2 separate regions of the Homo sapiens genome follow, and region 2 is linked to region 1. A link is an interaction called in ENCODE POLR2A ChIA-PET data of the cell type or tissue named here. Cell type or tissue: PC-9. All regions are shown on one strand. Each heading gives the region's core, and the rest is flanking DNA. Links, peaks and the distances in the headings are about the cores only. Region 1 has its middle 100 kb from the start of C1GALT1C1. Region 2 has its middle 170 kb from the start of MIR3672.

Region 1 (16,221 bases), core at 7,039-11,038:
GACATTGTCTTTATACCAGAAAGACAAAAAGTCTTTTATCATCCTAGGAGGAATGTAAGGTCTCTTTTTAAGGTGGCCTTATTACCAAGTCCTGAATAAAGTCAAAATCATCTACAAAAAGAGAGAGGCTTGGCCTGACAGAAGACTCATCAGGGCAGAAAAACTAGGCTGCAGAAGCAGAGAGCTCAAAGGGCTCAAGTGAGTGCTGTACACCAGTTCCAATAATCACCAATTCCTTCGGATAGAGATCTTTTTCAGGTCCCACTTCTGCACACCATTTATGTCAACCTAAATAACAAACAGAGAGAGGCCCTCCAAAAGAAAATGATATGTATTCAGGAATAGAGCATTGCAATGTTAATATGTGTCCTAGTAAACTATGTGCGTTTTTGGGGAGGTAGATGAAGACAAAGTTTTTAAAAGAAAAATGAGGATTACTTAATTGTTTGGAGATACTTATCCTTGGCTACAAGGATCAGTAACAAGGGTGGCATCACTCCAAGGCTGGACAGGCAGCTGATGGGCAGATATCCTTGCAGAAGTATTTTTGTGTGTGTGAGGTTGTGATGGCCTTTGTGCAAGGTTGTGGTTTTTGCAGTCTTTTCTGAAAGTTCTTGTTATCTGTCATTTATGCATGAGAATCCTCCCTTCATGGTCTTCCCTGGCTCTATTTGTCATTTTTTTTTTCCACAGTGACTCCATTTTGATTCTGAGAACTTTCACAGGAGTTCCCTACTCCATCATTTTCATAGATGTCACCTGGAATTTTTTCCTTCTTTTTCATGACCTTGACAGTTTTGGGGAGTACTGGTTAGGTATTTTTTAGAAAGTTCCTCCACTGATATTCGTATTATGTTTTTCTCATAATTATGCTGGGGCTGTGGGATTTGGGAGGAACTCCACAGAAGTAAAGGGCTATTTTGACCACATTATATGACTGGTATGTACGATCAACATGACTTATCACTGTTAAGAAAAGGGGAAGTAGAATGTAGTGGTTTAGGGGTTTGGGCTCTCAAGTGAAACACATCTGAATTCAAACCCTAACTCCTCCACTTGCTTGGAGCTTTTCTGAACTTTGGAGCTTTTCTGAGCTTCAGTTTTCTCATGTGTAAAACAGATGTAATAATAGCAGCTACCTCATAGGGTTACTGTGGAGAAGCACATGAGAAGATTCATGTGAAGTGATTAACTTGATGTCTGGCACATAGTAAGTACTCAATATAGGTGAACTAGTAGAATAAGAGGATGCGTGTTTATGTGGGTAGGTGGATATATACAAGAAAAATTTATCAATTAGTATTAGGAGGACCTGAAATGATTTTTATTATTTAAAGCCATAATTTTATTGAAAGATTTGATGGGAAACCCAGAGTTCCATGGGGAGATATTAGATAATATGGGAAATTTTGTACAATGGGGCATTACTCTGGAGGACAGGCATAGATGGTTACTGTAGTTTTAGTTCCTAGGTAGCTAGGGGATAGTATAAGGAATTCCTGACATTATATTATATTTGTGGTCAGGGAGGGACCCTAGAAGAAAAGAAAGGGGTGACAACTATGTAGTAGTTAAAAGCACTACTATTGAAATCATACAAACCAGGGATCAAATCCTAGCTTTCCATTCATAGGCTTTGTGCCCTTGGGTAAAGTGACTTAACTTCTCTCAGCTCTCAGTTTCCTCATCTGTAAAATGGAGACAATAAATTGAGTAGTAAATGAAATAATCCATGTAAATGACCCAAAGCATTTGGTGTCCCATAGTGCTCAGTCGATATTAGCTGCTCTTTACTACCTTACAATCGTGACTTAGTCTGGGGACACCCAATAGAAGTCATAGGTCTTCAGATCAGAGAGGATTTTGTGCGAAGAACTGGCTTTAGGAAGCTTCGCCTTTCAAGATGGAGGATGTTTTGAGCTCCTTCTCTTTCTAGTCACAGTTTCTGGCTCAGGCCTGCTGCAAGCTGCCCTAGGGGCAGGGTGCTTTTATGATATTTGTGATGGCTAAAAATCGTTTTCTTAAAAAAAATACTTTTGATGTACAATAAGAAAGAAAATGGAAACCACATGGAAAATTTAGCCCATTCCAATACGTTCTTAGTCTCCCATTCTACATATTGCTAGGGCCTCTTCTGCAGATGATGGCTGAGAATATCCTCTGTAGAGCAATAAATCACAGAATCATTAAATGCATCCTTGCAGCTGCACCAGGGCTAGTTAGAGGCCTATTCAAGAAAAGGGCTTATGTGGAGGGGATTTTTCCTCCTTCTTTTAAAAAGCCACCTGTACCATTTTTGTCTTGGTTTTTAAGTGGATGATTTAAGATATCATTTTCTTCCTCTACTTCTATTTATGATGTACAAATAGTCCTTTGTTAATAGGGAAAGAAAAACACCACAAACTCAAATGCCAAACCTAATTAAGGCTCCTTAGAGAAAGTGTGCCTCTTTAACTTTCCAACTTCCTTTCTGAGTTAGTAATTTAGGGACTGGACAAGACACAGGTGGAAGGAATTGTTTCATCAACAGCTGGTGCAAAATCCCTCATATTCCTGGAAGTGCACCAGTTCAGGGTACAGAAATATCTGAGAGAACTAGGGCTAGTCTGGAAAGAGCATGTATTGTAATCTAAATGTTTTTCCTGTTGATTGGCAAACTCTCAAAAGTTCTTTGAGGCTAGGAGAGATAGCTTTGAGGAAAATATTGGAACCAGATCATGTAATCCAGATGTTGAAAACAAGGCCTTGAGAAAGAAAAAAAAGTCATTTTATTATAAATGAAGCCTTGAGGGGAAAATTCAATTTCTTTATAAACTAGACCTTGAGCAGGAAAAATCCTTTTATTGTAATCATATCAATTCTAGTTAGATTCACATAATGAGGCTAACTGTGCAATTTGGTGAAGATGATGATCAGCCACGTAGAATGATTTAAAGAGTTCCAGAAGCACTTTCTCTCTACAATAAAGTCATCCCTACTCAGAGGTCATAGTGCCCGATATCCCTTCATCAGTGTTTCTTAACCCTTTTTTGGTCAAGGACTTGCTTTAGAATCTGGTGAAAGCTACTGACTTTTTCCTCCAGGAAAATGACTGAACATGTGGATATACACACATCAGCATACGTTTTGATGAAGTTCACAGACTCCTGTGAACAGCCCTGGGGAGTTTTTGAACAGTCAGCATTTCTCATAGTTGTTTTTTTTTTTTTTTTTTTTTTTTTTTTTTTTTTAGATGGAGTCTTTCTTTGTCCCCTAGGCTGGAGTGCAGTGGCACGATCTTGGCTCACTGCAACCTCTGCCTCCTGGGTTCAATCAATTTTCCTGTCTCAGCCTCCTGAGTAGCTGGGATTACAGGCACCATGCCTGGCTAATTTTTGTGTCTTTAGTAGAGACAGGGTCTCACCATGTTGGCCAGGCTGGTCTCGAACTCTCAACCTCAGGTGATCCACCTGCCTCAGCCTCCCAAAGTGCTGGGATTACAGGCATGAGCCACTGCACCCGGCCTCATAGTTCATTTTCAAGAGCCACATAATGGGCATCCTGGGCTGGGCATGGTGGCTCATGCCTGTAATCCCAACACTTTGGGAGGCCAAGGTTGGAGGATCGCTTGAGGCCAGGAGTTTGAGACCAGCCTGGGCAACATAGAAGACCCCATCTCAACAAGATACACAAAGAAATTAGTCGAGTGTGGTAGTGCACACCTGTAGTCCCAGCTACTTGGGAGGCTGAGGCAGGAAGATCACTTGAACCCAGAAGTTTGAGGCTGCAGTGAACCATGATTGTGCCACTGCACTCCAGCCTGGGTGGAAGAGCACGACTCTGTCTCTCTGTCTCGGGGAAAAAAAGGGCACCCTGCTGACACAGACCATCCTTGAGGTAAACTAAAATGAATCTCCATCATATTTTTCATTTCACCATCACATTAAAGTATTATTTGAAATAATGTACTTAATAATGATTTTATATTAAGGAAAGAGATGATATTTAGGGGCAATAATTCACCAAGGTATATAGGTTTACCTTGGTGACACACAGCTTGATCACAGATCAGCTTCCATGTTGAGTTGATTTCTTTCCTTCCTATTTCTATTAAATTTTAAAAAGTCAAGCTTTAAAAACACTTTAAAATGCTCCACAATATTACAGGATAGGTGAAATAAGAATGCTAAATTTTTTTTTAATTTTTATATTTATTTATTTATTTATTTATTTATTTATTATACTTTAAGTTCTAGGGTACATGTGCACAACGTGCAGGTTTGTTACATATATATAAATGTGCCATGTTGGTGTGCTGCACCCATTAACTCGTCATTTACATTAGGTATATCTCCTAATGCTATCCCTCCCTCCTCCCCCCACCCCACAACAGGCTCCGGTGTGTGATGTTCCCCTTCCTGTGTCCAAGTGTTGTCATTGTTCGATTCCCACCTGTGAGTGAGAACATGCGGTGTTTGTTTTTTTGTCCTTGCGATAGTTTGCTGAGAATAATGGTTTCCAGCTTCATCCATGTCCCTACAAAGGACATGAACTCATCATTTTTCATGGCTGCATAGTATTCCATGGTGTATATGTGCTAAAAAATTTTAAACTATTTGTCTTAGTTGGATTCCTCCACAGCAGTCTGAGGCAAGGACATGGGTGCAGTTAGTATATTTAGGGTGTTATTCCAGGAAGCAGGAGCGAGGTAGTAAGGAGAATTAGAGAAAGAAAAAAAGTCAGTGCAAAGGTGCATTATGAGGTTGCTGCATTGGGCAACAAGGGCTGAATTCTGGTTAGACTGCTTGGGGGAAGCTATAGAACATTCTCCCAGAACTCTCCCTTTGATGGATGAGAGGTTGCAGCTCTCATCCACCAGTTATTGTCCCCCTCATTTGAGGGTTATCTCCAAGGCTAGGAGGTGTTTTCATGTGGATTGGCTTTCATGAAGGCCTTGAGGGCAGAAGCAGAAGAGAGAAACTTGATTTTGGGGCAGGATACTGTTTGTTAGGGTGATGTGAGTCTGAGCTTACATAGAACTGTCTACCCCAGCTCTGGCTGAGCAAGGTGGAGAAAGAGGCTGTGATGTAGGGCACCAGAAGCATTTATTCCACTATTGAATCTGGGTAGTGAATACCTGGACTTTCATTATCCTATCTACTCTACTTTTGTACATGTTTGAAGTTTTTCATAATAAAAAGTTAAAAATTCTAATTCAGAATCCTAGGTCATTGGGAACTGCCTTAAGTATTTAGTGGCCTTATCAAACCTATAGATATTATACATCCAAAAAGCTAGATATTACAAGGACGGTTCCCTGATAGTACTTTGAAGCACTCCATCAGATACTAAAGTCCCTGAACAAATCACAGTCAAAGGCTAGAAGACAGAATAGTTGAACTTGGGAAACAGATGGGTGTGCATTCCTAAATTACCACTTTGACTGCATTTAGTTCAAAAAAGTGTGGTTACAAGTTCCACTGAAGAACTTGAACGTGATATTTACATATACCCAATCATATATAGTCGATTTCTTTCTTCAAGAAGTGCATAAAGTCTCCACATGTTGGGACAGAATCAAATTCTTAGTGACAAAGCTGTTTGCATCATAGTTCAGTCTTCTTAAAAAATTCTGATTATTTTATCTTTAACATTAAACATGGCAGTATTTCACCACTGAGCTAATAACTACAGGTTCTTTAATATTCTGAAAATGTGGCTATAAAATATGTCTTCAGCAAGGCATTTGAATATGAGAAATGCTCTTTAGTGGCATTATCATTTTCATAAGGTCCCTTTCCCTATCCCTTGTATCAAAAAGTTATGGGAGAGCAGCTTCTCTCAACAGCTGGCATGCTTAGTGTGGAAAAGTGGAGATTAGTATTTACTGCTTATTTCTTTGTACAGCATGCTGGGAAGACATCTTCTTAGGGGCCAAAATTTTATTATACTCACAGTATTTGTTTTTTTCAATACTGAACTGTGATCAGAAGGCATGTTGCTGATCATTGTTAATCAAGTCGTGAGTGGCTTCACATACGGGTGCAACCTCTTTTATTTGCTACATATTTCTGGGCGGCAGTCATGGCTAATGCTCTTCAGAATTGGCCGCAGTGCCCCTTTTCCAATCTACTTCATGACTCATTAAAAAAAACCACTTGTTAACTAAATTAAAAACCTTTCCTTTTATGAAGAGAAACTAGATCTCTCCTATATTGCTGGTGGCAATGTACAATGGTACAGCTACTCTGGAAAAGAGTTGAACAGTTTCTAATGAAACCAAACATGCAACAACCATACAACCCAGCAATTACACTCATGGGCATTTATCCCAGAGATTTAAAAACTTATGTTCATACAAGAACCTGTACACAAATGTTCACCGCAGTGTATTCCTGATAGCCCCCAATTGGAAACAACCCAAATGTCCTTCAACATGTGAATGGTTAAGCAAACTGTGGTATATCCATAGCATAGAACACTACTCACAAATGAAAAGGAACATATTATTGATATGTACAACATCTTGAGTGGATTTACAAAAATTGTACTAAGTGAAAAAAGGCAATGACCCGATTATATATGATTCCAAATGTATAACATCCTTGAGATGACAAAATTATAAAAATGGAGAACATGTGAGTGGTTGCTAGGAGTTAAGAAGGGGGTGGAGTTGGAGATAATGGGTGTGGCTATAAAAGGGCAACATGAGGGATCCTTGTGGTGATGGAACCATTCTGTATCTTGACTGTATCAATGCCAATATCCTGGTTGTGATACTGTATGGTGTTGCAAGACACTGTCATTGGGGGAAACCGGGAAAATGGTACATGGTTTCTCTTTGCAGTATTTCTTACAACAACTGCATGAAAATCTGTATCTAAGGTAACAAGCATAATTTAAAAAAAAAACCTCTTTTCTCTTATAGCATGGGATTTCAGTGTCAAAAATGTGGAGCACTTCTCCCGTGTGTGTTTGTGTGTGTGTGCGTGTGTGTGTCTGTGTGTGTACATACCACTCCTATGCCAAGAGTCTGCATATCCGTGTTTTTACCTGTCTCTAAAGTAGAATATCTGCTGGTGTCCACATGTGATAATAATTGCCTTTTATATTGTGTGCCATAGATATTACGGATGTCCTATGACGTTGTTATAAAAATTCTGCTGATGACTCACTCTGCTTTCTCTAAGTCACTTTGTCATTGATATTGTGCCTGGTTTTATAAGCTTCTTGGCAATGAAGTGATTTGTACTTGTTTTGCCAAGAGGTCTAATAACGTTGAATGAAACCCCCATAGCTTTTATATCTTCCCTGCCTTCGTCACAATATTCATCAACTTCATACAGCAAAGAATTACTTCGTGCTTGCTTTCAAAATATTCAATTGGTTTATCACAGGGTTAACTGTACTTTGATTAATAATTATGTAAAAGCGGCCGTGGGCCGAGGAGAGCTCTAGGTGGCCAGCCAAAGACCTGGGGCGTCGTGGGCTTCGGCGAGCATGCAGGGATGAGCGGGTCCCTCGGCCGAGCGGCGGGCTCGGGTGCGGGCGGTGGTGTTTCAGGGGAGCGGCTGGACGCACTGGTGAAGGACAAAGTGGTTGTCTTCCCTCAAGGGGACGGCGGAGCAACCCCAGTGCGGCTTCAGCAACGCCATGGTGCAGATCCTGTGGGTGCACGGCGTCCGCGACTATGCGGCCTACGAAGTGCTGGACGACCCCGAGCTGCGACAAGGCATTAAAGACTATTCCAACTGGCCCACCATCCCGCAAGTGTACCTCAACGGCGAGTTTGTGCGGGGCTGTGACATTCTTTTGCAGATGCACCAGAATGGGGGTCTGGTGGAAGAACTGAAAAAGCTGGGGATCCACTCCGCCCTTTTAGATGAAAAGAAAGACCAAGACTCAAAGTGAGGGCGCCCGGGTCCTCCCTGAACAGAGGGAGCCGTTCGTGTCAGAGACTCACTGCCAGAAAAACCTTACCGATTTTGGTTTTCACTACTGAGACAACTGCGTTGCACTGATCATTTCCGTTCGTGAGCAGTCGGGTGATTTTAGGTTGTCTGGTGTTTGGGCTAATAAGATTTTATTGTGAGCTTAATTACAACCACTGCACTGTAATAATTCAATGCTGTATTATGATATTGCTGTAAACAAAATTTGTTCTTATATTGCCATTTATTTTTTGCCTGATTCAGGAGTTAAACTAGGAGCTTTGGAATCATTATTCATGACCCCTCTGCAAATATGTCAGTCTGCAAAGACAATATCTTCCCCCAAATTATGTATAGCTTCTTCCGTTATGGAAAACGATGGACAAAGAAGAAACTGTGATAACTGGGTTTTTTTTTTTTTTTAAATAAACTGCCAACACAGGAAGAAAGTTATGTAAAAGCTTTGATGACTTCGTGCTACAATTTGATACATTTTATTATAAAGAGCATGCTGGAGACTGGGGCAAATGGATGGCAGGTCTAATAAAATCAAATTTTCAGACATTTATCTTCTTACTTCATATTTGCATTTTCGACTGCTTATATGATATTGTCACACACACACAGGCTTATTTTTATTGTTACTTTAATATTCGACAAACCTTTTTTCCTTAGTAAAGTTTATTTTTCCAACATAAAAGTAATATAAAACTTGGAAAATACAGCAAAATAAAAAGAGGAAAAATCAACATAATTTTACTGCCCCAAAAATCCCATTGACTTTTTTTTTTTTTTTTTTCCTTGAGACGGAGTCTCGCTCTGTCGCCCAGGCTGGAGTGCAGTGGCGCTGTCTCGGCTCACTGCAAGCTCCGCCTCCCGGGTTCACGCCATTCTCCTGCCTCAGTCTCCTGAGTAGCTGGGACTACAGGCGCCCGCCACCACGCCCGGCTAATTTTTTTTCGTATTTTTAGTAGAGATGGGGTTTCACCGTGTTAGCCGGGATGGTCTCGATCTGCTGACCTTGTGATCCGCCCATCTCGGCCTCCCAAAGTGCTGGGATTACAGGCGTGAGCCACCGCGCCAGGCCCTGATAGAGATTTTGTTCATTTTTTTAAATTTGTTTGCTTTGTTGATAGCTTGAGAGACCTTCACATTTCCATGTACCTGAGTCATCAAAATTTCTAAATCTGGTGGGTTCTTCACCCTAGAGTCCCAAGAGTGCCATAAGATACATCCTGGCATGGCAGTGGCCAGAGGGGCTGGTCTGGAAAGGGTGACAGAGGCCCTGATGTCTCAGGGAAAAGCACTCAGCATGAACCAGTAATCTGCACAAGGGTCGACCTAGTCCAGAAAGAACTTTTCCTGGGCTCGGTTCCCACCCTGGTGGTCACATCGCCGTGACTCAGCAGGAAGAGGCCTCCCCAGAGCCCAGGTCTCTCACAGTTAAGTGTTGTCAGAGGCTGCCGCGTGGGCCAGCAGTCCATCTCATTGGGTTAGCAGCAGCATTCCAACCCACAGGATTTGTTCACAGGCTGGAATGCTGGCCTCAGGGCTGGGCAGTGGCACTTCCTCCACTTGGTCCTGATGCTTGCAGTGATACCCTGTGGTGGTGCCATAAATCAGCTCTGCTCTGTGCTTTCCCAGAGAGATTTCCAAATGAATTGCCCTCCAAGCAGGCAGCGTGAGATACCTCCTTTCAGATGTCATGAACTAGATGGAATTTTGTTTTTACTAGAGGGGGGTAAATAGCAATGCCAGGCTATGATGTTGGAGTCTATTCAGTTTGCCTCACTTGACCCACATGTCAGTTATGAGCTAAACCTCACAGGCTGTCTCCTCAGGGTTAGTGGTTATTTTTCCTCAGCTAGAGGGAAGAACAAAGGAATGGAGCCCAGATGCACCAGAATGGGGACCTGGTGGAAGAACTGAAAAAGCTGGGGATCCGCTCCACCCTTTTAGATGAAAAGTAAGACCAAGACTCAAAGTGAGGGTGCCCGGGTCCTCCCTGAACAGAGGGAGCTGTTCGTGTCAGAGACTCACTGCCAGAAACTGTCACAGCAGCTGCAGGTTTGCACACCCAGTGCTTGACATTAGGCAAACCCCCTCATTTCTCGGGGTCCTCGACCTCCTCAAAAGTTTTTTCTTTTTTTTTTTTTTTTTTGAGACAGAGTCTTTCTCTGTTACCCAGGCTGGAGTGCAGTAGCATGATCTCGGCTCACTGCAACATCTGCCTCCTGGGTTCAAGTGATTCTCTTGCCTCAGCCTCCTGAGTAGATGGGATTACAGGCATGTGCCACCACGCTTGGCTAATTTTTGTATTTTTAGTAGAGATGGGGTTTTACCATGTTGGTCAGGCTGGTCTCAAACTCCTAACCTCAGGCAATCCACCCACCTCGGCCTCCCAAAGTGCTGGAATTACAGGCGTGAGCCACCGCACCCAGCCGGAAGTTTATTCTCTTAACTGGAGCTCAAGACTTCAAGACCAGTCTGGGCAATATGGCTAAACCTGGTCTCCACAAAAAAATACCAAAGGTATCCAGGTGTGGTGGTGAATGCCTGTAGTCCCAGCTACTTGGGAGGCTGAGGTGGGAGGATTGCTTGAGCCTGGGAGGTGGAGGTTGCAGTGAGCCAGGATCGCACCACTGCACTCCAGCTTGGGTGACACAGCAAGATCATGTCTCAAAAAAAAAATACATAAGGATGGTTAAGAATGTAATTTGACAAAAAGAATGTAATGTGATTGCTGTAAAAAATCATAATTAGCCTTACATCTCAAATATGTGGAAGGTATGTAAAGAAATAATATTATTGCTTTTTCCTCTGTCACTGGCTAGGTTTCTGGGAATGATCAGTGGCCCTGGATCACCCAGAGTCCATGCACCACACTTTGAGAAACAGTGCGTAAGGGAAAAGTATATGCTATGCTTTAAACACATTTATTAATACATTAAGTTTGATTCTATTTAAATTGGTTGAACTTTATTATACTTGATCATGAAGTTTCTATCATGGGTAAAAAATTATGACAAAATAGATGCTTTTTACTGATAGTTTGGCATCTTCCTTAATAATAGACCTGTAGCCAGGGTGAGGATGTCCAGCTAGGTACTTACGTACATTTTCCAGCCCGCTTTGTGGTCTGGTGTGGCTCTGAGACCAGTGAAATGTAAGTAGGAGTGATGTGTGCTTTTTCTAGGCCCAGCTCTTTAAACTTTGCACATGTGCTTCTCTTTACTTTTTTCCTCTAACAGAAGAAATATGGATGTGCCCATAGCACACATTACTCAGCTTTGAAACTGGCAGATAAGGCTGTTGCCTTACAGAAGGGCAGAGAAACATGAAGGAATCAACCCAAGTCCATGAGTGACTGAATGAGTTGAGTAGGCCACCTATGTGCTCTGGACTGTCAAGTGGAGAGAAACTTGACAAGTGGTGAGTTCTTTGACTCCCTGTACTATTGGGTTTTTATATTATAGAGGCTTAGCCCTTTAAGCCTGATAAAGCCAGGGAAACTTGGAGGTCTGAAAGCTCCGATTGGTAGCTTGTGGGGAAGAGTGGCTCTTGGTGGCACAGGACAGGTGGGAAGGAAAAGGGAGTCAGGATTTGGCACAAGACTACCAACCATGGTAGGTGGGTATGGCAAGTGCGTGTCCAGTTGATTTCTAAGGATGATTTTGGTGGTACTGCCAGGTAGGGGAGATAAGAAATAAGGAATAAGCTTGGTTGTGAGTCATACAGAAGTGTAGTTTTCTTATGAGAAAGAATAACTGAGTCAGGGGAAATGGTACCACTTAGTCATCCAGTTTAGGATTAGAGAGAAATGAAATCAAGGGAGCCACATCAGGCATAGGTCATCTCTGGGTCACCTCATGCAGGATCCAGGGAAGTGACACTTCTAAGCTTCCTGAAGGGTCCCTGGGGCTCTTGCTACTTTTCCTACTTTAGTCATGATTAGCATAAAAACTGTGGTGGAACTGTGGTGGCTTCATTAGTGGCTTCAGCTGTAAAGACTTGAAGCTGGAACAAATCAGAGATAAATCTTATTTACCTCACTTATTTACCTTTCATCTACATATGATTTAGTGCCTCAGCCACTGCTAGGGTACCTTTCTGTAAACTGGAAAAAGTGCTCCTTTTTGGGTTGGGGGCATGGCCTAGCAAGCACATGTATCAAACTAGGAAAGGAAAGCATTACTTGGTGAGTACAGTGCAGTATGGATTTCAGCCCCCATTCACCTCCATGACTGGGTATCCTTTGTGCAGTGAACAACATGCACAACTGTACATGGTGGCCTTGCAGACTACCAGAGGCACAGTGAGCATGAAGAGTGAAGTTGGAGAGTAAAGAAACAATTCAAATGTAACCTGCTGGCCAGAGGTACTTATAGGAAAGGCAAAAGAGAAGCAAAAGGTGAAGGGTGATTTAAGAACAGTTTTAAACTTAATATCTGAAGGGCCATCCCCAAATAGACAATATACTTTCTTGTATCTTTACCTTTGCTCATGCTGTTCCTCATCTGAAGTATCCTCTCTGGTTATATGATTCCTACACATACTCCAAAGCTTACTTCTAGACTTAACCTTTCCAAAAAGCCTTCCGTGAACTCTGTAGCTTACAAAGATCCCTCCCTCCCTCTTTACACTAAACTCTGACCATACTGCACTTAAGTTTCTGCCTTACATCATGCTCAGTGATTAGCTGGCCTGCTTTCCTTTTTGGCTGATTACTTCGTTTCTGAAACCATCTCTTGTGCCCCCCCCCCCAATAGCTATGGGAGTTTATTGAACTTAGTATTTATACATCAGTCTCTCCTCAGTGGATTCTAAGCTCTGTCAAGGCAGGGACTGTGGGTTTTAAAAAAATTTCTATCCCCAGCCAGCACAGGGCTCAACAAGTGTTTGTTGAATAAACAAATGGGCAATCCATGCTCAAAAAGATGTCTATTTGTTTGAGTGACCGAGAGCCTGGAAAATTTCTTCTCCAGTCCCAAACTATGTTTTTATTCAGGGAACCTCCGCTAAGCTCCCCACAGCAGGGTATGGGGACCACTTGTGACCAATTAACTTAAAATCTTTCCCCTGTTCAGACACTATTTTAACAAATCCTTGCAGTAGAAAGAGCACTGTGCTCATTGGGTGGTTCTAGTTCAGTTCTGATACTAACTAGCCATGTGACTTTGAGCAAATTGAAATCACCTGCCTGGCCAGCCTTAGTTTCCTATACTGTAAAATGAAAAAGTAGCTTTAATAGTCTGCAATGTTGTAAAGCAACATGATAAACAATGTGGTAATTGAGCTGAACTGTGAAAATATATTCATATCCATGGTAATACCTAACTCCTATCCTAGCTCAGCTTGAAGCAATTTTTCTTCGGCAGTGAAACATTCATAAGATGTTTTATGCGCCCCATGACCAATAAACAGCTGTAGGAAACTTGGGGAAAATATAACTCTCCCTCTTGGCCTGTATAATTTTACTGTTGTTGTTGTTGTTAATGGGCAGCCACCACTTCTTCTCTCTCCTTCATGGGGCTTATTTGTTCATTCTATTTAGGGTTGGCAGGTTCATCAAATAAAAGTGCAATATGATTCCTTCATATTTGTTCAGCACTTCACAGGTTATGAGGAAGCAGGTTAATGTATTAGAATGCAGAATGGCAGAAATAGCCTTGCTATCTAAAGTGTGTCCCCCCAACTGATAGCATTAGCATTACCTTGGAGCTTCTTAGAAATTCAAACTCTGAATCCCACCCCAAACCTACTGAGTCAGAATCTGCATTTTAACAAGACCTGCAGGTGATCATGTGTACACTAAAATTTGAGAAGCCCTGGGCTAGTTCTAACTGCCTCCTCCATTTGCTCAACAGCTGTCCCTAAACTCTGGAGTAGGAAAAAGGGAGTAGAGTTGCCCAAAATATGAACTCTTCAATTGGCTCCTTCCTATATTGTAGGGACTATCACACATGTGGTGGTCTTACAGGGCAGTGCATAATAAACAGCAGATAATGTTAAGTTTTCTGTCAGGGCCATCTGCTCAAACAAAGTCAGAAACCACATCCAAAAAGAAACCACATCTGTAGTATGATGAAGGCACTATGTCTAGGCAAGGCTGGACCTGAGTCAAGTTGTCATCTCTGCCTGGTTGGGATATCTATGCCTGTGAATATTCTTGAACTCTCCCTTTTGGCTACAATTCTTCACTACAAGGTTCTCTCCCTTTTTCTTTCAGATACTGAGTGTCCTCCTCAACCAAAGTGAACATTTAGAAAGGCATGTACTCTACTGTAACATTAAGTACAGTAGGTGTTTCTCCTCACCTGGGCTCTATATTCTCAGTTCTTTGCAAACATCCTCTTAAAGGGATTTCATTCCCCCAAGTAGCTATTGGAATAGGGTATTTTGGAAGGGTCTGGGTCACATACTCCACCTAAGAATAAAGCCAGCTCTGCTTCTAGGCTCTCAGCCTCAGCCTTACCCATATTCTCAAATCTCTCCACTCGCTCAGCCTCTCATACAGTTGCCCTTCCTGCCTTCACAAGTCTCTGTCTCTTTCCACTTCTCTCCTCCCAATTCGGGTCAGGCTAGACTGAGGATGGCTAGACCTTAGAGATCGGCCAGAAATACAGAGACACGGAAGTGATCTGCAGATGTCAATGAAACCAGAATAGTAAGAAATCCAGAGAAGGAGGCATAGTGTGATACCAGTTGGTCTGATAAGAGGGGACTAGGAACTGGGATTCAGAGGCAAGAAAGACTTTAGTTCTCATGAGAATTAGGGAGTCAGTCTCAGCTCTGGGAACCTGACATGCTGACCAGGGATCTAGCAGAAAGGGAGAGTCATGACTGGGCACGGGTAATTGGCAAGAAACCAGGGACTGGACAGAGGTTCTGAGGTCAGAAAAGGGCCAGAAGCTGGGATAGATTTGGACCTATGGCTGGGGTTGGTGGCTCCAGGAGTGAAGGCTAGAGTCCTGTGCTGAAGTTCCACCATTTGTTTTATTCATTTGAGATATAGATTTCGCTTTATAGAGTGGAGGTTAAGAATGTTGGCTCTGGAGCTAGATGGCTGGGGTTCAATTCTGTCTTCATCTCTTACCAGAGGTTTGACTTTGGTAAGGCTCTTAATCTCCCTGTGCCTCATCTGAGGGATGCTGTGAGGCTCCAATGAGACAATGTATGCTAAATGCTTAGCAAAGCACTGGCCCACAGGACATCCTAGCTAAATGCTATGCATGATGATGGTTAGCCCTCGAACTCCATGCCTCCATTCCTCTACTCCTCAAATTCCCTTCTGGTCACTGGGACATGTTCCCTCTGCTTAAAACAGCTTTTTTCCCTTAACTCCTTTTCATCGTTTAGGCCTCAGTTCAGACCTCAGTTTCCATAGGGGTCCTTTCCCAGATGCTCTTGGAATGGGTGAGGGGTTCTTCCTTGTGCTCCTATAGCACTTACACTTTTTTTTTTTTTTTTAAGACAGAGTCTCACTCTGCTGCCCAGGCTAGAGTACAGTGGTATGATCTCAGCTCACCTCAACCTCCACCTCCCGGATTCAAGCGACTCTCCTGCCTCAGCCTCCCAAGTAGCTGGGATCACAGGCGTGCACCACCATGCCTGGATGATTTTTGTATTTTTAGTAGAGACTGGTTCTCACCATGTTGGCCAGTGTGGTCTCGAACTCCTTACCTCAGGTGATCCGCCTGCCTTGGCCTTCCAAAGTGCTGGGATTATAGGCATGAGCCACCGCACCCGGCCAGCACTTACACTTATACATCATGTATTGTAATTGCTCATTTCCTTGTCTGTGTCTCCCATTAGTCCCTCAGCTCTACAAGTTTGGGGATTGTATCAGTTTTTTCCACTGCTCTCTCAGTTTCGCTGACACACAATAGAAATTTATTAAATGTTTGTTGATTAAATGAATAAAATGGTGAGAGACTTCAAGCTTAGGTGCCTTGGGAGAGCCATAACCAGACAGGATTCCTCTGTTAAAGCTTAATCTATGAGCTGCTGACAATTGTAAAGCCAGAGCCCCAAGGCCTGCGGTCACTTTCAGATGATGTCCCTTTCGGGAGGTGTCAGTGAAACCCACCTGCCCACCACCTTGCCTGTCTGTTTTCTGTGTGCTGTGTGGGCCAAGTAGTACTGGGAGGAGCAGCTTTAAATCTGAAAGTGTCCTATACATTTTCCAAGCCTCTGTAGCAGTCACCATTTTTCCCAAGCTAGCTTGTGTAATAATGCCTGGAGGCTAGTAAACAATGAACAATCCAATACCTTTCAAAGCATCCTGGAAGTACAATATTTGTGCTCCTTC
Region 2 (16,221 bases), core at 6,906-10,905, 800 kb after region 1:
TTGCACTGGAATCAGCTTTCTGAATGTAAATTATATTACATAGACCAAAAAATAAATGAAAAAAAAATTCTTTTGAATGAAAAGAAGTTACAGAATGTTGACAAAATGTAACTAATTTTGCATATACTTGTAATGATTGCTTTTTGCAATTCAAAATATCCCGTGCTATTAAATTTGTGTTTGTTAAAGTAAATCTATTTTCCTCAGATGAAATGCTTCACATTCAATTATATCAAAATTTCTCATCTATGACTCTTGATTTCAGACTTCACCATTTGTGCAACTATTAAGTTTGAGACAATTTAAAATGGAAATGTTTTTGAATTTTGGTAATTAAGGCAGAGGATGGTCACTATAAGCAAATAAAAAAACAATTATAAATGTCTTAGGCTTTTCAGAAAATATTGGTGTTAGGACTAGAACTCTGTTGAGATAAATTGGCTGTTTTTGTTTTTTCATTTTTGTTCTTTTTGTATATTTTTTTAAAAAATCCCACTTGCCTTAGTGAGATGCAATGTGGGAGTATAAAGCAGAGAACTTAACTGTGCTGTAGTCCAGGGGTCCCCAACCCCTGAGCCGCGGACTGGTACCAGGCCACACAGCAGGAGGTGAGCAGCAGGTGAGCATTACTGCCTGAGCTGCGCCTCCTGTCAGATCAGCAGCAGCATTAGATTCTCACAGGAGAATGAACCCTATTGTGAACCGCACATGTGAGGGATCTAGGTTACGCACTCCTTATGAGAATCTAATGCCTGATGATTGAAGTGGAACAGTTTTATCTCGAAATCATTCCTGCCCCCATCTGTAGAAAAATTGTCTTTCATGAATCCCATCTCTGATGTCAAAAATATTGGGGAATGCTGCTTTAGAGTACCCTTTTAGTGATACTGATTTTGAGGGGGTTAGGCAAGAGAGAACTAAAGGATAATAGGAATTTATGATAAATAGTGAATATAATTGTAGTCTGCCTTGTCCACCAATAGGCATAAAGGAAAGCACTCAGAGAATATCAAAGTTCAGTGCTGATACGTGGAGAATTATTTAACTCTAGCATTTCCAAAAGAATGCAAGGGTATGGCTGCTTTGACATCTTATCAAGAGCCAAATAGATGGAAGCATCTTGGGCTAATAAAGGTAGGTATATTGTGTTTTATACATTAAATATTCTGTGACATTTGGCACTTCAGAGAGATTAGACTGGGCCATATGCTTTTTCAGATTCTGTAAAGCAGAGTAGGCAGGAACTCAGTTTGAAAGTATCAGTGATGTTGGATTTATTTTCCCAATTATAGCTAAATGAAAAAAAAGTCTATGAAACAAATATTTTTTATAAATTTCAAAATATTATTGACAACATAAAAATGTATTTTAAAAAATCACTATTTGTAGTGGGTAGAATAGTGTCCTCCTTAAAACATGTCCACTAGAACCTCAAGTAGTGACCTTATTTGGAATAAGGGTCTTTGCAAATGTAACTATGAGTAAGGATCTTCAGAAGACATCATTCTGGATGAGAATGGGCCCTGAGTCAAGTGACCAGTGTCCTTATAAGGGACTGAAAAAGAACATAGAGATGGAGGCACAGGCCATGTGAGGAAGTCTTGGAAATATGTCTATGACATATTAATATAAAAAGCAAGTTGCTGAGCTGGATATAGAACAAAACTCAGTTGTGTACCCTCTACACATGCATGAAAAGTGTGTACCTACGTGTAAATCTGCCTCCACGTATAGTTTATATAATAATTTGGTTATCAGTTACCAAGTAACCAACCACTTCTAAATTTAACGGCTTGAAACTATTATTTTCACATTTCTGTGGGTCAGTTGCTATCATCAGGGTAGTATTTATTTGAACTTCTCACATATGTTTGTTGTCAGTGATGGCTGGAGTTGGAATGATCTGAAGTCTTGACTTGGCCTTAGAAATCCAATAGTTGAATTACATGTCTGGTGGTTGATGCCGACTGTCCACTGGGAGCTTAGTTGGAAATGGCCTACATATGGCCATTCTGTGCAGCTTGGACTTCTCCATAGAATGGTGGCTGGGTTCTGAGATGGAGTGCACAAAATCAAGCATCGTAAGATATCCACGTGGAAGCTGTAAGTCTTCTGGTTTCTGATCTGGCCTCAAAATCATACAGCATTATTTTTCTTATAGTCTATTGGTCAAAATCAAGCCATAGCACTAGTCCAGGTTCAAGGAATAGGGATTAAAAAAGAGTGTGTGTACTGCGAGGTATGGTTTATTAATAGGGCGCATCTTTGGAAACTAGCTGCCACATATAGATATAGAGAAAATCTGGAAATACTTACCTTATCTTTTAGCAATGTTTACTCCTTGGGACGGGTAGGATAGAAGAGCAGAAGGTTGGAGTGGGGGGAGGCTTTTGCTTTTCCATAGATGTCAGAAAAGTGCTTTATTAATTACTCTAGCTTATTTGTCATCTTTTTTCTCATTTCCAGTTAAAATATAACAGAAAAACAAATGCGAGATTCAGTTCGTGTGTGTGTGTGTGTGTGTGTGTGTGTGTGTGTGTAGGTGTGTGTATGCATGCATGTGTATTTCAGAATATCAACAAATTGGTAATTTCTGCATTTTTTAATTTTTTTAATTTTATTATTATTATACTTTAAGTTTTAGGGTACATGTGCACAATGTGCAGGTTAGTTACATATGTATACATGTGCCATGCTGGTGTGCTGCACCCGTTAACTCGTCATTTAGCATTAGGTATATCTCCTAATGCTATCCGTACCCCCTCCCCGCTCCCCCTACCCCAGAACAGTCCCCAGAGTGTGATGTTCCCCTTCCTGTGTCCATGTGTTCTCATTGTTCAATTCCCACATATGAGTGAGAACATGCGGTGTTTGGTTTTTTCTTCTTGCGATAGTTTACTGAGAATGATGATTTCCAATTTCATCCATGTCCCTACAAAGGACATGAGCTCATCATTTTTTATGGCTGCATAGTATTCGATGGTGTATATGTGCCACATTTTCTTAATCCAGTCTATCATTGTTGGACATTTGGGTTGGTTCCAAGTCTTTGCTATTGTGAATAGTGCCGCAATAAACGTACGTGTGCATGTGTCTTTATAGCAGCATGATTTATAGTCCTTTGGGTATATACCCAGTAATGGGATGGCTGGGTCAAATGGTATTTCTAGTTCTAGATCCCTGAGGAGTCGCCACACTGTCTTCCACAATGGTTGAACTACTTTACAGTCCCACCAACAGTGTAAAAGTGTTCCTATTTCTCCACATCCTCTCCAGCACCTGTTGTTTCCTGACTTTTTAATGATCGCCATTCTAACTGGTGTGAGATGGTATCTCATTCTGGTTTTGATTTGCATTTCTCTGATGGCCAGTGATGGTGAGCATTTTTTCATGTGTTTGTTGGCTGCATAACTGTCTTCTTTTGAGAAGTGTCTGTTCATGTCCTTCGCCCACTTTTTGATGGGGTTGTTTGTTTTTTTCTTATAAATGTGTTTGAGTTCATTGTAGATTCTGGATATTAGCCCTTTGTCAGATGAGTAGGTTGCGAAAATTTTCTCCCATTTTATAGGTTGCCTGTTCACTCTGATGGTAGTTTCTTTTGCTGTGCAGAAGCTCTTTAGTTTAATTAGATCCCATTTGTCAATTTTGGCTTTTGTTGCCATTGCTTTTGGTGTTTTAGACATGAAGTCCTTGCCCATGCCTATGTCCTGAATGGTAATGCCTAGGTTTTCTTCTAGGGTTTTTATGGTTTTAGGTCTAACGTTTAAGTCTTTAATCCATCTTGAATTGATTTTTGTATAAGGTATAAGGAAGGGATCCAGTTTCAGCTTTCTACATATGGCTAGCCAGTTTTCCCAGCACCATTTATTAAATAGGGAATCCTTTCCCCATTGCTTGTTTTTGTCAGGTTTGTCAAAGATCAGATAGTTGTAGATATGTGGCATTATTTCTGAGGGCTCTGTTCTCTTCCATTGGTCCATATCTCTGTTTTGGTACCAGTACCATGCTGTTTTGGTTACTGTAGCCTTGTAGTATAGTTTGAAGTCAGGTAGCGTGATGCCTCCAGCTTTGTTCTTTTGGCTTAGGATTGACTTGGCGATGCGGGCTCTTTTTTGGTTCCATATGAACTTTAAAGTAGTTTATTCCAATTCTGTGAAGAAAGTCATTGGTAGCTTGATGGGGATGGCATTGAATCTATAAATTGCCTTGGGCAGTATGGCCATTTTCACGATATTGATTCTTCCTACCCATGAGCATGGAATGTTCTTCCATTTCTTTGTATCCTCTTTTATTTCCTTGAGCAGTGGTTTGTAGTTCTCCTTGAAGAGGTCCTTCACATCCCTTGTAAGTTGGATTCCTAAGTATTTTATTCTCTTTGAAGCAATTGTGAATGGGAGTTCACTCATGATTTGGCTCTCTGTTTGTCTGTTATTGGTGTATAAGAATGCTTGTGATTTTTGTACATTGATTTTGTATCCTGAGACTTTGCTGAAGTTGCTTATCAGCTTAAGGAGATTTTGGGCTGAGACAATGGGGTTTTCTAGATATACAATCATGTCATCTGCAAACAGGGACAATTTGACTTCCTCTTTTCCTAATTGAATACCCTTGGTTTCCTTCTCCTGCCTAATTGCCCTGGCCAGAACTTCCAACACTATGTTGAATAGGAGTGGTGAGAGAGGGCATCCCTGTCTTGTGCCAGTTTTCAAAGGGAATGCTTCCCATTTTTGCCCATTCAGTATGATATTGGCTGTGAGTTTGTCATAGATAGCTCTTATTATTTTGAGATACATCCCATCAATACCGAATTTATTGAGAGTTTTTAGCATGAAGGGTTGTTGAATTTTGTCAAAGGCCTTTTCTCCATCTATTGAGATAATCATGTGGTTTTTGTCGTTGGTTCTGTTTATATGCTGGATTACATTTATCGATTTGCGTACATTGAACCAGCCTTGCATCCCAGGGATGAAGCCCACTTGATCATGGTGGATAAGCTTTTTGATGTGCTGCTGGATTCGGTTTGCCAGTATTTTATTGAGGATTTTTGCATCAGTGTTCATCAAGGGTATTGGTCTAAAATTCTCTTTTTTGGTTGTGTCTCTGCCCAGCTTTGGTATCAGGATGATGCTGGCCTCATCAAATGAGTTAGGGAGGATTCCTTCTTTTTCTATTGATTGGAATAGTTTCAGAAGGAATGGTACCAGTTCCTCCTTGTACCTCTGGTAGAATTCGGCTGTGAATCCATCTGGTCCTGGACTCTTTTTGGTTGGTAAGCTATTGATTATTGCCACAATTTCAGATCCTGTTATTGGTCTATTCAGAGATTCAACTTCTTCCTGGTTTGGTCTTGGGAGGGTGTATGTCTCCAGGAATTTATCCATTTCTTCTAGATTTTCTAGTTTCTTTGCGTAGAGGTTTTTATAGTATTCTCTGATGGTAGTGTGTATTTCTGTGGGATCGGTTGGTGATATCCCCTTTATCATTTTTTATTGTGTCTATTTGATTCTTCTCTCTTTTTTTCTTTATTAGTCTTGTTAGTGGTCTATCAATTTTGTTGATCCTTTCAAAAAACCAGCTCCTGGATTCATTAATTTTTGAAGGGTTTTTTATGTCTCTATTTCCTTCAGTTCTGCTCTGATTTTAGTTATTTCTTGCCTTCTGCTAGCTTTTGAATGTGTTTGCTCTTGCTTTTCTAGTTCTTTTAATTGTGATGTTAGGGTGTCAATTTTGGATCTTTCCTGCTTTCTCTTGTGGGCATTTAGTGCTATAAATTTCCCTCTACACACTGCTTTGAATGTGTCCCAGAGATTCTGGTATGTTGTGTCTTTGTTCTCGTTGGTTTCAAAGAACATGTTTATTTCTGCCTTCATTTCGTTATGTACCCAGTAGTCATTGAGGAGCAGGTTGTTCAGTTTCCATGTAGTTGAGGGGTTTTGAGTGAGTTTCTTAATCCTGAGTTCTAGTTTGATTGCACTGTGGTCTGAGAGACAGTTTGTTATAATTTCTGTTCTTTTACATTTGCTGAGGAGAGCTTTACTTCCAACTATGTGGTCAATTTTGGAATAGGTGTTTTGTGGTGCTGAAAAAAATGTATATTCTGTTGATTTGGGGTGGAGAGTTCTGTAGACGTCTATTAGGTCCGCTTGGTGCAGAGCTGAGTTCAATTCCTGGGTATCCTTGTTAACTTTCTGTCTCGTTGATCTGTCTAATGTTGACAGTGGGGTGTTAAACCCTTCCATTATTATTGTGTGGGAGTCTAAGTCTTTTTGTAGGTCACTCAGGACTTGCTTTATGAATCTGGGTGCTCCTGTATTGGGTGCATATATATTTAGGATAGTTAGCTCTTCTTGTTCAATTGATCCCTTTACCATTATGTAATGGCCTTCTTTGTCTCTTTTGATCTTTGTTGGTTTAAAGTCTGTTTTATCAGAGACTAGGATTGCAACCCCTGCCTTTTTTTGTTTTCCATTTGCTTGGTAGATCTTCCTCCATCCTTTTATTTTGAGCCTATGTGTGTCTCTGCACGTGAGATGGGTTTCCCAAATACAGCACACTGATGGGTCTTGACTCTTTATCCAATTTGCCAGTCTGTGTCTTTTAATTGGAGCATTTAGCCCGTTTACATTTAAAGTTAATATTGTTATGTGTAGATTTGATCGTGTCATTATGATGTTAGCTGGTTATTTTGCTCGTTAGTTGATGCAGTTTCTTCCTAGTCTTGATGGTCTTTACATTTTGGCATGATTTTGCAGTGGCTGGTACCGGTTGTTCCTTTCCATGTTTAATGCTTCCTTCCGGAGCTCTTTTAGGGCAGGCCTAGTGGTGACAAGATCTCTCAGCATTTGCTTGTCTGTAAAGTATTTTATTTCTCCTTCACTTTCGAAGCTTAGTTTGGCTGGATAGGAAATTCTGGGTTGAAAATTCTTTTCTTTAAGAATGTTGAATATTGGCCCCCACTCTCTTCTGGCTTGTAGAGTTTCTGCTGAGAGATCAGCTGTTAGTCTGATGGGCTTCCCTTTGAGGGTAACCCGACCTTTCTCTCTGGCTGCCCTTAACATTTTTTCCTTCATTTCAACTTTGGTGAATCTGACAATTATGTGTCTTGGAGTTGCTCTTCTCGAGGAGTATCTTTGTGGCGTTCTCTGTATTTCCTGAATCTGAACGTTGGCCTGCCTTGCTTGATTGGGGAAGTTCTCCTGGATAATATCCTGCAGAGTGTTTTCCAACTTGGTTCCATTCTCCCAGTCACTTCCAGGTACCAATCAGACGTAGATTTGGTCTTTTCACATAGTCCCATATTTCTTGGAGGCTTTGTTTGTTTCTTTTTATTCTTTTTTCTCTAAACTTCCCTTCTCGCTTCATTTCACTCATTTCATCTTCCATCACTGATACCCTTTCTTCCAGTTGATCGCATCGGCTCCTGAGGCTTCTGCATTTTTCACGTAGTTCTCGAGCCTTGGCTTTCAGCTGCATCAGCTCCTTTAAGGACTTCTCTGTATTAGTTATTCTAGTTATACATTCCCCTAAATTTTTTTCAAAGTTTTTAACTTCTTTGCCTTTGATTTGAATTTCCTCCTGTAGCTCGGAGTAGTTTGATCATCTGAGGCCTTCTTCTCTCAACTCGTCAAAGTCATTCCCTGTCCAGCTTTGTTCCATTGCTGGTGAGGAACTGCGTTCCTTTGGAGGAGGAGAGGTGCTCTGCTTTTTAGAGTTTCCAGTTTTTCTGCTCTGTTTTTTCCCCATCTTTGTGGTTTATCTACTTTTGGTCTTTGATGATGGTGATGTACAGATGGGTTTTTGGTGTGGATGTCCTTTCTGTTTGTTAGTTTTCCTTCTAACAGACAAGACCCTCAGCTGCAGGTCTGTTGGAGTTTGCTAGAGGTCTACTCCAGACCTTGTTTGCCTGGGTATCAGCAGTGGTGGCTGCAGAACAGTGGATTTTCGTGAACCACGAATGCTGCTGTCTGATCGTTCCTCTGGAAGTTGTGTCTTAGAGGAGTACCCGCCCGTGTACGATGTCAGTCTGCCCCTACTTGGGGGTGCCTCCCAGTTAGGCTGCTCGGGGGCCAGGGGTCAGGGACCCACTTGAGGGGGCAGTCTGCCCGTTCTCAGATCTCAAACTGCGTGCTGGGAGAACCACTGGTCTCTTCAAAGCTGTCAGACAGGGACATTTAAGTCTGCAGAGGTTACTGCTGTCTTTTTGTTTGTCTGTGCCCTACCCCCAGAGGTGGAGCATACAGAGGCAGGCACGCCTTCTTGAGCTGTGGTTGGCTCCACCCATTTGTAGCTTCCCGGCTGATTTGTTTACCTAAGCAAGCCTGGGCAATGGTGGGCACTCCTCCCCCAGCCTCGCTGCCACCTTGCAGTGTGATGTCTGACTGCTGTGCTAGCAATCAGCAAGACTCTGTTGGCGTAGGACCCTCCGAGCCAGATGCGGGATATAATCTCATGGTGCGCCGTTTTTTAAGCCCATCGGAAGAGCACAGTATTGGGATGGGAGTGACGCGATTTTCCAGGTGCCGTATGTCACCCGTTTCTTTGACTAGGAAAGGGAACTCCCTGACCCCTTGCACTTCCCGAGTGAGGCAATGCCTCGCCCTGCTTTGGCTCGCACACGGTGTGCTGCACCCACTGTCCTGTACCCACTGTCTGGCACTCCCTAGTGAGATGAACCCGGTACCTCAGATGGAAATGCAGAAATCACCCGTCGTCTGCGTCGCTCACGCTGGGAGCTGTAGACCGGAGCTGTTCCTATTCGGCCATCTTGGCTGCCCTCTCAATTTCTGCATTTTTTAAACCGTCCTAAGGCCTAAAGGAAGAAGGAAAACTTCCTAAAACAGGAACCACTCCTTGTCCTCCTCCTTATCTCTCCCTTTCACATGCAGACACACACACACAAGTAAATTTCACTCAATTTATATTACCTGTGTGAAAAAGTAATGCACCATGATCCAGTGGAATTCATTCTAGAAAAGCAACTAGTTTTTCAGTGTTAGGAAATGTATGGCCTATGTCATAATATTAATAGGTTTAAAAGAAGAAAATTATGTGATTATTTCAATGAATGTTAAAAATAAAACATTTTTATATAAAAGTCAATGAAATATAATTAAAAATATTTTTATAATTATAAAATATTTTTATATTTTATAATTATAAAAATATAATTATAGCCATATATAGAAAACAACAACAATAACAGAAATATAGGTTTTCAAAGTAAATCTCTAAAGCAATGTTCCTCAGATTATTTTCTATAGATTACTTGGCCATTTAAAGGCTCAATGAGAATAGGGTTATGTAACATCTGAGAAGTCCAAAATTTAAATAGTTAATTTAGTTGTTCTAGGTTTTCCAAATGTTTTTAACTGTGGAAATATCTCTTCTTGAAAGACATTAGTGTCCAGTCCTATCATGTTTCTCAGAATGTGCTGGCAAATGCTGCTCTAGAAGTTTTTTTATTATTGTCAGGAAAGTAGAAAAAGTATACAATAAATGGTGTTGGAAACAACTAGTTAGCCATTGTGAGAGAAATAAAGTGTATCTCTATTTCACTCCTTACCAAAAAATAAATATTAGATAAACTAAATCTAAACAACATCAGAAATCTACCAGGTGAAAAATTAGGTGACTGTTTTAATAATTTTGTGGTGAGGAGAACATTTGTGAGTCTTACTGCAAAGCCAGAAACTATAAAAAAGAAAATTGAAAGAATTATCCACATTCAAAAAGGACACAGGGATGAAACAAGAACAACAACAGAAATCATTCTTATTTCAAAAACGGAAACTATAGAGGATCATCATCCCTGCTACTATGACCACTTTATCCTTGAGCTCGTTGAGAAGGCATTGTACAGTCCAGTGAAAGAGGCTGTTTGTTATCTTTATAACTTATCATCTTGTCCACAGGATTATTAAGAAATTTCTTTCCATAAAGAGGGGAATTTGGGTGATTATTAGTAAAGGACACAGAAATATTCACATTCTTTGCCAATCATAAAATGCCAGTTTACATACTTCACCAGACTTCTTTGTCCACGAATCTTTCAATCTCAGATAATATGACAAAGTCCCAGACAATATGACCAAACTGTTAACTGCTGCTCAAGAATTAATATAAATCCATTTCTCAGATCATCTCTCCTTACAAGCAGAGTGGATAACAATAATGCTGCTAAAGTTATGTCCACAGGGAGAAGTTTCTTTCTTCACTGTTCTTCACGGCCACCGTTGAGTAGGACTGAAATGTTGAGGCAATATACTTCAAGAAAGTGCCAGCATATTGTGCATAGTTACCTAAAAATGCGGCTTGATTTTTCTTTCTCTTAAGGAGTCGTCCATAAGTTTGGGTAGAAGGAGTGATGGTAGTGTGATAAAGGTAGGCACGCTGGCATTGTAAGCCACCTGCTGCTGCTCAAGCAATTTACATGTGCCTTTAAGGCAATCCCTCAAAACCACTTCTACTTGACAATAGAATACTTTTTGCGCGTATATGATTTGTGAAGAAAACAAAGCTTAAAAGGTTTTTTCATTGTCAGGCTTTGAGTCTCTAGCAGGGCCAACCAGTAAGCCAAAATCTGTTTCCATGAAGGAGAATTGATACGTACTAGATAAGTCATAGTTGTGCTTTAAAATTTTAGGAGCTTCTACTGTGATGTTCTTATAAGGGATTGGACTTTGTACAAAATTTAATACAATCTAATACACTTCAAGAATTGGATGAGCTGTATCATAATGGCCAGTTGGCAAATTTGCTTGCAAGCACCGTAGCCTGTAATATCTGGAGATGCTTGTATTATTTTCATCTCTGTCTGAGGCCTTGTAGGCTACTTGATATATGAATTGGAGCAGCATACCCAAGCATAATTTTTGTAAAGTCCCATTGAGTGTTATACCTCTTTCTTAAAGTTTAGGAGAGTAAGGTGCAGGGACTTGTTCATTTTGGAAGGAAAATCACATTATTTACAACGAAATCACATTACCAAAGCCACTGGATCCCCAGTAACTTTACCTATGCTTTAGACTCCCTAATTTTCATGAGATGTATTCTACATTCTGATAGCCATGTGTCTGGTGTCTGATGAAGATGTCTAAGATAATTCCTACTACTTCCTGCTCACTTGGTCCTGTTATGCTGTCTTTATTAGTATCAACCAGTGTACTGTTCTGTGGGATGATAAAATGATCACTGTCCATGTAGACAAAATTGTGTCACAAATCTGTAGAGTTGATATACCTCTGTGGCAAGATGGTAAATGTTTAGTGCTATGCCTACCAAGTGAAAGCTAACATTTTTTTGTTCTTCAGTTATTGAGATAGGGGAAAAAGTATTTACCAGTGCTATAGCTTTATACTAGGTATTGGAAATTATATTGATTTGCTCCAGAAAACTGACTAGTCTACAACTGTGGCTGCAGTTGGAGTCATCACCTAATTAAGCTTAAAATAATTCATTGTTTTGCTCCAAGATGGCTTTGTCTTGTACACAGGTCAAACTGGTGATTTACATGAAGATAGAAAAGGAGGCACATATTTTAAATATTTGATGGTTCCATCAACCACTTTGATTTCCTTAAGTAGTTTTTTTATTTTAGTAGGAGAGGGAACCCAGGGGCTTTCCAAGGATCCCTCACCCCTTGAGTCAGGGAGCCAAATAAGGATTCTGCTTGTTGTGGAGTATGTCTATTCCAACTACATATCAGTAAATGGAATGGTAACCACAAGATGGTTTGGAGAATCCCGGGAATACAAAAGTCTTATCTACAAACTGAGCCTGTAATTTTCTTTTTTGACCAGAGGACTACAGTAGTGTTCTGAGTTCTCAGATATTAACTTTATTTCATAATTCCTGAAAAGTGTGAGAATTTGCTTTCCTTGGGGCACAGGAACACTGATAATGGCACAAGTCCTAGTGATTTTATAACAAAGACTTTCCTCAAGGATTCCCTGTCTCCCTTTCATTCAAAGTTGATGACTTTATTAACTTGCTTTAGGAACGAGACCTGAATGAGGGGCTTTGACCCATAATTTTGATGGTTCAAGTTAGAATTTTTAAACCAGAGTTAGAATTGTTTTCAGTTTTACCAGTCAAGTAAGACATTAATGGGCATCCCATCTGTTTGTCATAGGTACTGAATAATTAGTTTTCCTCTATCAAAGACCATTAAGAGTCAAATCAATATGATTAAAAATTTGACCTTGTTCATTTCATTAACCTTGCATACATTGCCTCTAGTTTTCAGGTACTGCTTTTTGGCATCTGCCACTTAAGACAGCATTACCCTTGTTGATATTAGGTGCCATTTTAAGTTGCAGCATCTGCTCCCTTCATCTTCAGGCTAAGGAGGACACCTGTCATAGCACTTTTCATAGATGCTGGTGTACCCTTCATCCGTGGATTTCTCAATGTCATGAGGAAGAAAGAGTCTTTTGGATCCTCTCATAGGATAGTTAAAAGGTAGGTTAGTATGTCACACATGATAATTCTATTCCAATGCTCCTACTTCTCTGAAAATTGGCATTTTTCCTCCAAATTATAGATAGGAATTTCTCACATCTTAACTTCATTTAGAGTAGGCCTATATTGAGTTTAGTCAACCAATCAAGCACAAAGAAATATAGCTCTTTAAATTAGCACCTGCAACCCAGAATTTCTGTTAAGTGCATTCGTATCTATAATATAAATTTACCTTGTTTAAAATTTTGTTCTCTTTCTGACCTCTCATCCTCAGAATATATTTTCATACCTATTCACCAGTAATTTGTTGTAATAACCAAGAGTCTTGAAATTATTTTGATATGTAATATTTTCAATTCAAGGTGTAACCTTGAAGTTTGTCCCTTTGAACATTCTGCCATCTAACTCCGGTTACATACAGGTCTCAGTGGCCTTAAGGGCTCTTAACAGGGAGGAAATAGGAAGAACTGACATTCACTTTCTATGTAACTGCCTCAGAAGTTGTTACTTGGTCTTCAGGTAAGTTGATTAGGGTAAGAGTTGGTTCTGTTAGCAAGGGAATTTAGTGGTATCTGGAGGTCAAAGTTTATCTCAGTCCTCCTATATGCTCTCTCAGTGATGTTTTGAGGCCGAGGGTTTTCTGAGCCATCTTAATAGTGATATTTGTTCTTGCATACTCATGATTACTCATGCTAGATGATGGAGCAAGTAAATTACTCAATCTTAGTGGATTAATAAAATACATATTTTTTCTAACATCACATTTATGGATAACTCTTTTCCAATTAGTGACACAAGGACCTGAGCTTATTGTATTGTGGATCTCTGTCATCTCAAATGTTTTTCATCTCTATTCACATGGATATGGGAAAGAGTGACCTGAGGATGCCAGAGAAGATTTTTGGAATCAGCCTTGGAAATTATATATATTAATTCAGTCCACATTACCTTGGCCAGGAATAGTCATGTGGCCCCACCAAGATACAAGGGAGGCTCTGTTCCCAAGAAGATAAAATGAAATTGGTGAATATCTGTGATAGTCTCTTCCACAGTCTGCTTTTCTGGTCACTAAATATCAATTTCGTGTTTCTTCCCAAACCTAGAATACACTCATCTCTCAGCAAGGGGAACAACCCATAGTTGCAACTCAAATCAATAGTGTATCAAATTAGAAGACAAAGATCTCTGAATGATAAGCACTATTCTCTAGTGCTTATCCCTGAACTGAAATACAGGTTACCTGCCTAACCCTCCACACTCTATATCCAGTGGTAGAGCAGGGATGTAATAATTTCAGTAAACTTTCTTATTAGAAAAGGGGAAAAATGGGAGACACACAATAGTCAATGGTGCATAAAAATTATCAAATTCTGCTAACCAGACAATCAAAGGTTCCCATTGTATTATTTAGGGATATTCAGGCTGAGCTTCTCTAAAAAAAAATAGCCCTAAAATTTCAGCAGCTTAACCTAATTTAAAGTTTTATCTGGACTCATAGAATGAGTTAGCAAGAATCTCTTCCTTCTTGATTTTTTTGGAATAGTTTGAGAACTGGTGTTAGTTCTTCTTTATCAATATGTTAAAATTCAACAGAAAAGCCACCCAGTACTGGGCTTCTCTTTATTGGGAGACTTTTTATTATCAGTTCAATCTCATGATTTGTTATGAATCTGTTGAGGTTTTCTACTTCTTCCTAATTCAATCTTGGTAGGTTGTATGTTTTCAGGAATTTATCCATTTTCTATAGGTTTTCCAGTTTGTTAGTATGTAGTTGTTCATAATAGTCAGTGATGATCCTTTGTATTTCTGTGGTATCAGCTATAATGTCTCCTTTTTTATTTCTAATTTTGTTTATTTGGTTCCTCTCTCTCTTTTTTTTCCTTGGCTTGACAACTTCATTCTTTTGTATGTGGATATCTAGTTGTCCCAGCACAATTTGTTTTAAAAAAACTAGTTTTCCCATTGAATTTTCTTGGCAAACTTGTCAGAAATAAATTGATTCTAAATCTAAAGTTTAATTCCTGAACTCTCAATTTTATTTTATTGTTGTACATTTCTATATATCTCTATATGCTAGTTCCACACTGTTTTGATTACTATAGCTCTGTAGTGAAATTTGAAATCAGGAAGTTCGAGTTCTTAATTTTGTTCTTCTTTTTCAAGATTATTTATGTTATTCTGGGTCCCTTGCAATTCCATATGAATTTTGAGATTAGCTTGTCAATTTTTGCAAAAATGCAATCCAGGAATTTGGTAAGGATTTAGTGAATCTAGACATCAGTGTGGAGTGTATTCCCATGAATTCATTACTATGTGGTCATAGAGAATGACTCTTTCTGAACCTGTCTTATCTGTTAAATGGGGATGATAAAAATTCTCTTAAATAATTTTAGTAATATTGTTAAAAAGATGAAATGAAATATGTAATAAGTTATTTTGTAAACTATAAAATGCTATGTAATTTTAAGTTGATTTAGGTTAATTTAATTATAATTATAAAATGAAGTACAAAGATAATTTTTCTTGTCTAATTTTGGAGCTCATGTAGGCCATCTCTCCTTTCCATTTTTCTAGTCTTTCATTAGCCAACAGTATCATGACCAGCATCATTAATTGATGAAATTTATTGAAACCTACTGTGTTCCAGACTTTGTGCTATCCACTGACGATATCCACTGAATCCTTATGGGGTGCACAGCAGTCAATTAATGTATAAATTTATTGAGACAAAATAGAATATTATTTTCATGAAGGTAGGAACTCAGTGAGGAAAGTTTAAGGACAAAATACAAATAAACATTGAATTATAATTTTTCTAAAAAGTATCAAGTAAAAAAGTGTATTATGATTCACACGTGAACACATCTTATTGCATAGACAGATAATCATAATTAGCATACACCAGTCAGTAATGGCTTGGTTTCTGATCTTAGTGGAATGGGGAAAAGTTTCAGTTTGGGTGATAGAATGCCTCCAACAAGTTTTATTCTTGAGAGGACTTCATTCAAGTACATGACTTCTGATTAGATATCTCTGCTTCATAGATTCTAGATCAATTGACATTGTTGATAATAATGTATGGTAGGATTGGGACATATTTGATCTTGGGATGAGGAAAATTTAATCAATACATGTCCCACAAGATCAGTTCTACTTTTACTGAGGTAAAAAAAAAAACCCTGATTATTTACTGATTTTGGAGAAATAAAGCCCCTTTTGTTTGATTGATGCTCTAGAGCCCCAGGAATTGTGACATTCTGATGAACCTCACAAGGCCATTGATGGTTTTGGTAAGAGATTGAAAGCCAATCGAACCAGATGACTTCCTGCAAGCTCACTTTGATATTTTAGTTACTAAAATTTTAGCCAAACACTTTTATTCCCCAAGATGAAAGATGGGAGGCATTGTTAGCATTCCTCTCCCACTTGGAAAGACAAAATTGTGACAGGATAACTGAAAGAAACGACAGACCCTTTGAAAGAAGTGGCAGGCTGCATTCCATACCATGAGCCCAGTGGGAATACTGTAAGACCCCAGAGTGTGAGAGGGGGATAATTTGCCTCCAAAATATACATTTTTACTAGGGAACCTGGCCATCCAGGCCATGGTGGAAGTCCTTAACCCTACCCAGCGCTGGAACTGATTTGGGAAGCACTGGGGAATATAAAAGTAGGAGCAGCAGTGAGAAGAGCCTTCCATGCATTTCCAGTCTCCAGCATTGACAGAGGGAAACAATTCCTGATCCTACCTCACAGAGGACT

Evidence for each region. ChIA-PET counts read pairs that join two places held together with the same protein. Peaks named below come from ENCODE experiments on the same cell type or tissue, not always from the same donor. Only the 100,000 strongest peaks of a DNase experiment are listed, where the experiment ranks them.
Region 2: POLR2A ChIA-PET joins it to region 1 with 5 read pairs; 1 of 35 experiments calls an interaction of 5 or more read pairs at or near these places.

Annotation. Positions count from the first base shown.
Region 1 is chrX:120,725,507-120,741,727 of GRCh38, forward strand. It overlaps the pseudogene GLRX5P1. Among named protein-coding and RNA genes, the nearest start is that of C1GALT1C1, 100 kb to the left of the region's middle. RefSeq lists an enhancer at 10,981-12,180. In PC-9, for the core only: no CTCF peak of the experiment used is centred there; a DNase peak (open chromatin) is centred at 9,355; H3K4me3 peaks cover 1,946 bases; H3K27ac peaks cover 3,837 bases.
Region 2 is chrX:121,528,584-121,544,804 of GRCh38, forward strand. No RefSeq gene overlaps it. Among named protein-coding and RNA genes, the nearest start is that of MIR3672, 170 kb to the left of the region's middle. In PC-9, for the core only: no CTCF peak of the experiment used is centred there; no DNase peak of the experiment used is centred there; H3K4me3 peaks cover 724 bases.